Regions from separate parts of the Mus musculus genome. Here region 1 is linked to region 2. Evidence: chromatin loops called from intact Hi-C (ENCODE). Cell type or tissue: heart. All regions are shown on one strand. Each heading gives the region's core, and the rest is flanking DNA. Links, peaks and the distances in the headings are about the cores only. Region 1 overlaps Caskin1 (CASK interacting protein 1). Region 2 has its middle 1.9 kb from the start of Zfp598.

Region 1 (2,904 bases), core at 180-2,679, 170 kb after region 2:
GGAGACCCAGTAAGGAAAGGTGGTCCAGACCCTGTTAAGAATAGGAGATTGTAGCAGTGATCTGCCTGGCTGCTCTAGCAAGGTCTTAAATCTCTAGTTGCACATCCAGCTCTGCAGGGACTCAGCTCCAGGTGGCAGCAACTTGAGCCTTGGTTTACCATTGCACTCATATGTGAACATCAGCCTGTCTTCATCTGGGAATGGGAGATCAGCCCATGTACCACATGGGCACACACATGTGCACATGCACCCCTCCCTTAAGATGCTGGCTCAGCACCTGCCATTGGTGGGAGGGAGAGAGCCAGCCCCATCTGTCTCTCAGAAGGACCCAGATGGGGCCGGGGGTGGCTGAAGAGGCTGGAACACCCGGAAGTGGGGTATTTCTGGGGGAAGGACTATGTTTCCAGGCCCTCTTGCTGCCAGCTCTGGCTGCCATGTGGATAAACCCTACAGCCCTGCAGGGTGAAGGAAAGGCTGTCTTGTGGGCAAGGGGCTCCACGTAACTGATGCTAATGGCCACCTTGCCCACAAAAGCCATGTTCAGACTCCATATTCAGACCAACTGAAACCCCAGGGCCCCACACTCTTTCTCTTCTGGGGTCTCTCTCATCTTGGGGCCTCCCTCACCCTGGCTTTCTTTAGAGCTTTCAGAAGAGGAGCCCACCAAAGCCATCCCAGTGGGCCCTTGTCCACCGGACTCTTGCCAACCCCCTGCCTGTCTGGGCCATGGTTATATAACCCATTTGTGGGTCAGTCACTCTGGGGGGGGGGGCTGGAAGGACAGAAGCCCCTTTGTCCAGGCTCAGGACAGAGTTGGGGGTGGGGGACCCAAAGGCAGGGGAGCCAAGAGAGTAGAGTCACAGTGGGCTGGCTGTAGGGCTTAGCTTGGATTGGCTCAGCCTCAGCCACTGGGCACAGCATGTGAGTCTCTTGACAATTCCTGAAGCCCAGGAAGCCAGCTACACCTGAATTTGAATCTTTATTCTGACACTTCCTAGCACTGTGGCCTTGGCCATTAGGCTCTTCCATGAGCTAGAAAAGGTGGCATTCCCTGAGCTGATCAGATTCAGGACATTACTTGAACACAAGGCCTTGCTAACACCAGCTGGGCAGACCCCACATCTCACAGCCTCTCCTGGATAGAATGAAGGTAGCGCCACCTTCTGGTTCCTCCTGTGTTCTCAGATACTAGTTTATCAGTACTCAGATTCCAGTTTATCAACTGTAGAGCACTTTCCTAGTGGTCAACCAGCTTGAGCATTGAGAGTCAACCCTGACTGCCAGGTAGTGAGTGGCACACTCCTTTAATCCCAGAACCTGGGAGTCAGAGGCAGGCTGATCCCTGTGAGTTTGAGGCCATCCTGATCTACGTTGTAAGTTTCAGTATAGCCAGAGTCAGACAGCAAGACCCTGTCTTAAAATACACACATGCATGCATACATGCATACATACATACACACATACATACTACACCTACTACAGACAGACAGACAGACAGACAGACAGACAGACAGACAGACAGACAGACAGACAGACATGTTAAGCCAGGTGATGGTGGCGGTGTTGCATACCCTTAATCCCAATACTTGGTAGAAACAGGCAGATATATGTGAGCATGAGGCCACCTTGGTCTACAGAGTGAGTTCTAGGACAGCCAGGGCTACACAGAGAAACCCTGTCTCAAAACAACAACAACAACAACAACATGGCAATCTTGAGAGTCCTGCTCATGGATTTGAGTCGTGTTCTCAGGTATAGATATACTCAAAACACATTCCACTCCTACGCTTTTCACTGGGTCATGGTTAGCACCATGGGCTCGACTGGCACATCAGATAGGATCCCTGCCATTGCTTCCCCATTGGTATCACTACTGAGCCCTCCTACCCCTTGGTTTGTCCTTTGTACACACAAGTTGGAGCGCTGTTAAAATGCATTCCCAGCCAGACATAGTGGCATACACTTGTGACCTCAGCACTCACAAGAAAAATTAGAACAATCAGAAGTTCAAGGCCAAATTTGACTACATAGAAAGTTTGAGGCCTTCTTTTTTATTGGGGGGGGGGCAGAGGCAGGTGGATTTCTGAGTTCGAGGCCAGCCTGGTCTACAGAGTGAGTTCCAGGACAGCCAGAGCTACACAGAGAAACCCTGTCTCAAAACAAAACACACACACACACACACACACACACAAAAGAAAGTTTGAGGCCAACCTGGGTTACCTAAGACTCTGTAACAGAAAGGAAGGAAGGAAAGAGGGGAGAGAAGGAAGGTGGGAAGGATGGGAGGAAGGAAGGAAGGAAGGAAAGAAGGAAGGAAGGAAGGAAGGAAGGAAGGAAGGAAGGAAGGAAGGAAGGAAGGAAGGAAGGAAGGAAGGAAGGAAGGGCAGGCAAGCAGGCAGGCAGGCAAAACAAAACTTCTGAAAACCATAAGCTACAGTCAGATCTGGTACCTGTGCCTGTCATCAGAACACTCTGGAGGGGAAGACAGAGGGCTCCAAGTTCCAGCTCAACTTGAGCTGCAGGTTAGATCCTGTCTCAAAAAAACAAAACAAAACAAAACAAAACAAGCCATGGGGGTGGGGGAGGGGTGTGCAGAAATGAGACCAGGTAAAGGTGGTTGTCAGCACGGCCGAAGGTAGAGAGTGAAAGCTGAGTCACACAAATGTCCTCTGACGTGTGCATCACGACACTTGTACACACACATAAATCAATACAACACACATACATTAAAAATATGAATGGGTTTTTTTTTGGGGGGGGTTTTTTTTTTTTGGTTTTTCGAGACAGGGTTTCTCTGTGTAGCCCTGGCTATCCTGGCACTCACTTTGTAGACCAGACTGGCCTCGAACTCAGAAATCCGCCTGCCTCTTGCCTCCTGAGAGCTGGGATTAAAGGCATGCAACA
Region 2 (2,904 bases), core at 163-2,662:
GTATGTTTGTATCTTAAATGCAAATTTCACTGGATGTCCTGGGAACATAGCTTAGTGGCAGAGACTTGCCTACCGTGCCTAGGTTCCATTCCCAGCACAAAATACATACATAAGTAATTCAGCTAGTAATGACTGAATCCGACAAATTTTTAGGAACCTTTCTATAGCCCTGCACCTCTCTTGTGTTTGGAACATAAGCCTCTGACATCAGGACATCCAGACATTCTCACCCAATCCCACTAGAGAAGGGACCTCGTGTTTTCTTGGTTGTAAGACAGACACATCCAGCCAGACATAGTATGTAGGAAAGGGAAGCACCCAGAGGTGCTTGAGTGGATAGTAGTGAACCGGAGGCTTCAAGTCTGCAGCTGTTGGGCGGTCTCCGGATTTCTGATGAAGCGAGATGGGTCCAAATCTGAACCCTTTCTAGAAAGAGTCAGTATATTGTGTGTGTGACCCCAGAGTGCCTATGGCTAGCTAGAATCAGAAATGACTTAAACCCCTAATCCTGGTACCTAGACTTACATGCTTCTGAACTAGGTTGCCCCACTGAAGCCTATAACCTCATTTGTAAAACTGGGGTCGCCATACCAACTATGTAAAGCAGACCGGGCTACATTTGCCATCTTCGGACAGATAGGGGGATTTACCTTTCTTAGGCAACTGGGCAGGGCTAAGTATTGTTAAAATGACAGGGTGTGGTCACATACCTTTCATCCTAGCACTCACAGGCATAGACTTTGTAAGTTTTGAAGTCAGCCTGGTCAACATAGTTTCAGGCCAGCCATGGCTACGTAGAAGTGAGACACTGTCTCAAAAAAAAAAAAATCTGTTAAAATGGAGGACTGGAGAGATGGCTCAACAATTAAGAGCACTAGCTTTTCTTGCAGAAGTCCTAGGTTCAATTCCCAGCACCACATGAAGGCTCACAACCAGTTCCAGGAGGTTTAATATCTTCTGGTCTCTGAGGGCACCAGGCACACACGTGGTACACAGGCAGGAAAGCAAAACACGTCCATAGAAAATAAAAATAAATTTTAAAAAATGAAAACATTTCTGTTAAGATGACAATTGAATGTTAATGATAAGCTCGTTAGATGCTGATGGCAAGTACTTTATTGTCCCAGTTTGTGCAAATAAGTACAGGCTGAGGGATGGTGAATGTGGCTTCCTAATTGACAGCTTTTGGCCTCACCCTTTGCTGCCCTGGCTTTTTTTTTAGTCAGCCAGCCAGCCAGACTACCCATCTGCCACCATTCTGAACACTCCTTAGACACCTGAGAAAACAACGCAGTGAACAGAGTTGATTATCCCTCTCCTAAAGGCACAGCCTCAATCAGAGAGCTGTTTGAAACAGTTCACACCAGACTTTTTTTTTCTTTTTTTTCCGAGACAGGGTTTCTCTGTGTAGCTCTGGCTGTCCTGGAACTCACTCTGTAGACCAGGCTGGCCTCAAACTCAGAAATCCCCTTGCCTCTGCTTCCCAAGTGCTGGGATGGATTAAAGGTGTGAGCCACCACTGCCCGGCTACACCAGACATTTTTAAACCTACACACCTGGAACTCTAGATGACCCTGTAGTCATCTCAGGCTAGAAAGGAGGACTATTTCCCATGATTGGCCAGCAGAGGGCCTACTGTGACTGAGGAGACAAGGCTGTGATTGGCATAAACATTCTCTAGCCAGGTAAGCAGACTGGCTGTTCCAGCTCAGGCCGTGAGTCACGCGAAAGCTCTCCTCTCCTACCTCTTGTGTTGCCGGTTTAGATTTAGTAAAAGGCATCTCTACAGGGGTTTTTCTTGCCTGTTTTTTTTTTTTTTTGGGGGGGGGGGTTCGAGACAGGTTTTCTCTGTATAGCCCTGGCTGTCCTGGAGTTCACTTTGTAGACCAGGCTGGCCTCGAACTCAGAAATCCGCCTGCCTCTGCCTCTGCCTCCCGAGTGCTGGGATTAAAGGCGTGCGCCACCACGCCCAGCTCTTCTTGCCTGTTTTTAATAGAGCTGACTGAATTGGTAGCATGAGAAAGAGCAGATGAGTAGCTGTGGTACTGTGACAGCACAGCTGCCCAGCACATTGGGAAATGCACAGTCATGCAGTCCATGGTTTGACAGGTCAGAGGGGAACTGCATGCAAACATTTTGCTTCACAGATTCATAAAGAGCCTGTAGGATAAAAGACAAATGGATGCAGACAGTGGTGACAGGCACATCTCTTCTGAGTCGGAGGCCAGCCTGATCTACAGAGAGAATTCCAGGACAACCAGGGCTACACAGAGAAACCCTGTGTCTCAAAAAACAAAACGAAACAAAACCAGAAAGACAAATGACCCAGGCTTGATCTACACGAGCTCTTGGACACCCAGGGCCATGTAGAGAGATCTGGGTAAAAACAAAATGTACCAAAAAAAAAAAAAACAAACAAACAGACAGACAAACAAACAAAAAAACACAACAACACAACCGTAAAAGAGACTGAAAGAGCCAAAGGAAGCACGAAGGACTCCCTAGACAACAGCAAATATCAAGGGAAACCCTTGCCTGGCAGTGGTGGCACATGCCTTTAATTCCAGCAGTTGGGAGGCAGACGAAGGTGGATTTCTAAGTTCAGGCCAGCCTGGTCTGCAGAGTGAGTTCCAGGACAGCCAGAGCTACACAAAAAAACCCTGCTCCCCCCCCCCCAAAAAAAAAAAGAAAGAAAAGAAAAGAAGAAGAAGAAGGGAAGCCCTCTTGGAGGGGTTAGGAACTAGACCAGTGCTTGCTGTGTGATACTCCCCACCACGGTGACAGTGGACTAAGCCTCTGAAACTGTAAGCAAGGGCCAATTAAACACTTCCTTTTGGGGGCTGCAGAGAAATGGCTCAGCAGTTAAGACCTCTTCCAGAAGTCCTAAATTCAATCCCAACAACC

The links. Hi-C counts contacts between places; a loop is a spot of excess contacts. Peaks named below come from ENCODE experiments on the same cell type or tissue, not always from the same donor. Only the 100,000 strongest peaks of a DNase experiment are listed, where the experiment ranks them.
Region 1: a loop joins it to region 2, with 2.5 times the contacts of the local background. A loop is called at or near these places in 5 of 42 quality-filtered maps.

What each region holds. Positions count from the first base shown.
Region 1 is chr17:24,493,050-24,495,953 of GRCm38, reverse strand. All of the region lies in intron 1 of Caskin1 (CASK interacting protein 1), which reads right to left. Among named protein-coding and RNA genes, the nearest start is that of Caskin1, 5.7 kb to the right of the region's middle. In heart, for the core only: a CTCF peak has its summit at 1,146 (motif pointing left); no DNase peak of the experiment used is centred there; H3K27me3 peaks cover 761 bases.
Region 2 is chr17:24,666,361-24,669,264 of GRCm38, reverse strand. No RefSeq gene overlaps it. Among named protein-coding and RNA genes, the nearest start is that of Zfp598, 1.9 kb to the left of the region's middle. In heart, for the core only: a CTCF peak has its summit at 1,616 (motif pointing right); a DNase peak (open chromatin) is centred at 1,634; H3K4me3 peaks cover 470 bases; H3K27ac peaks cover 194 bases.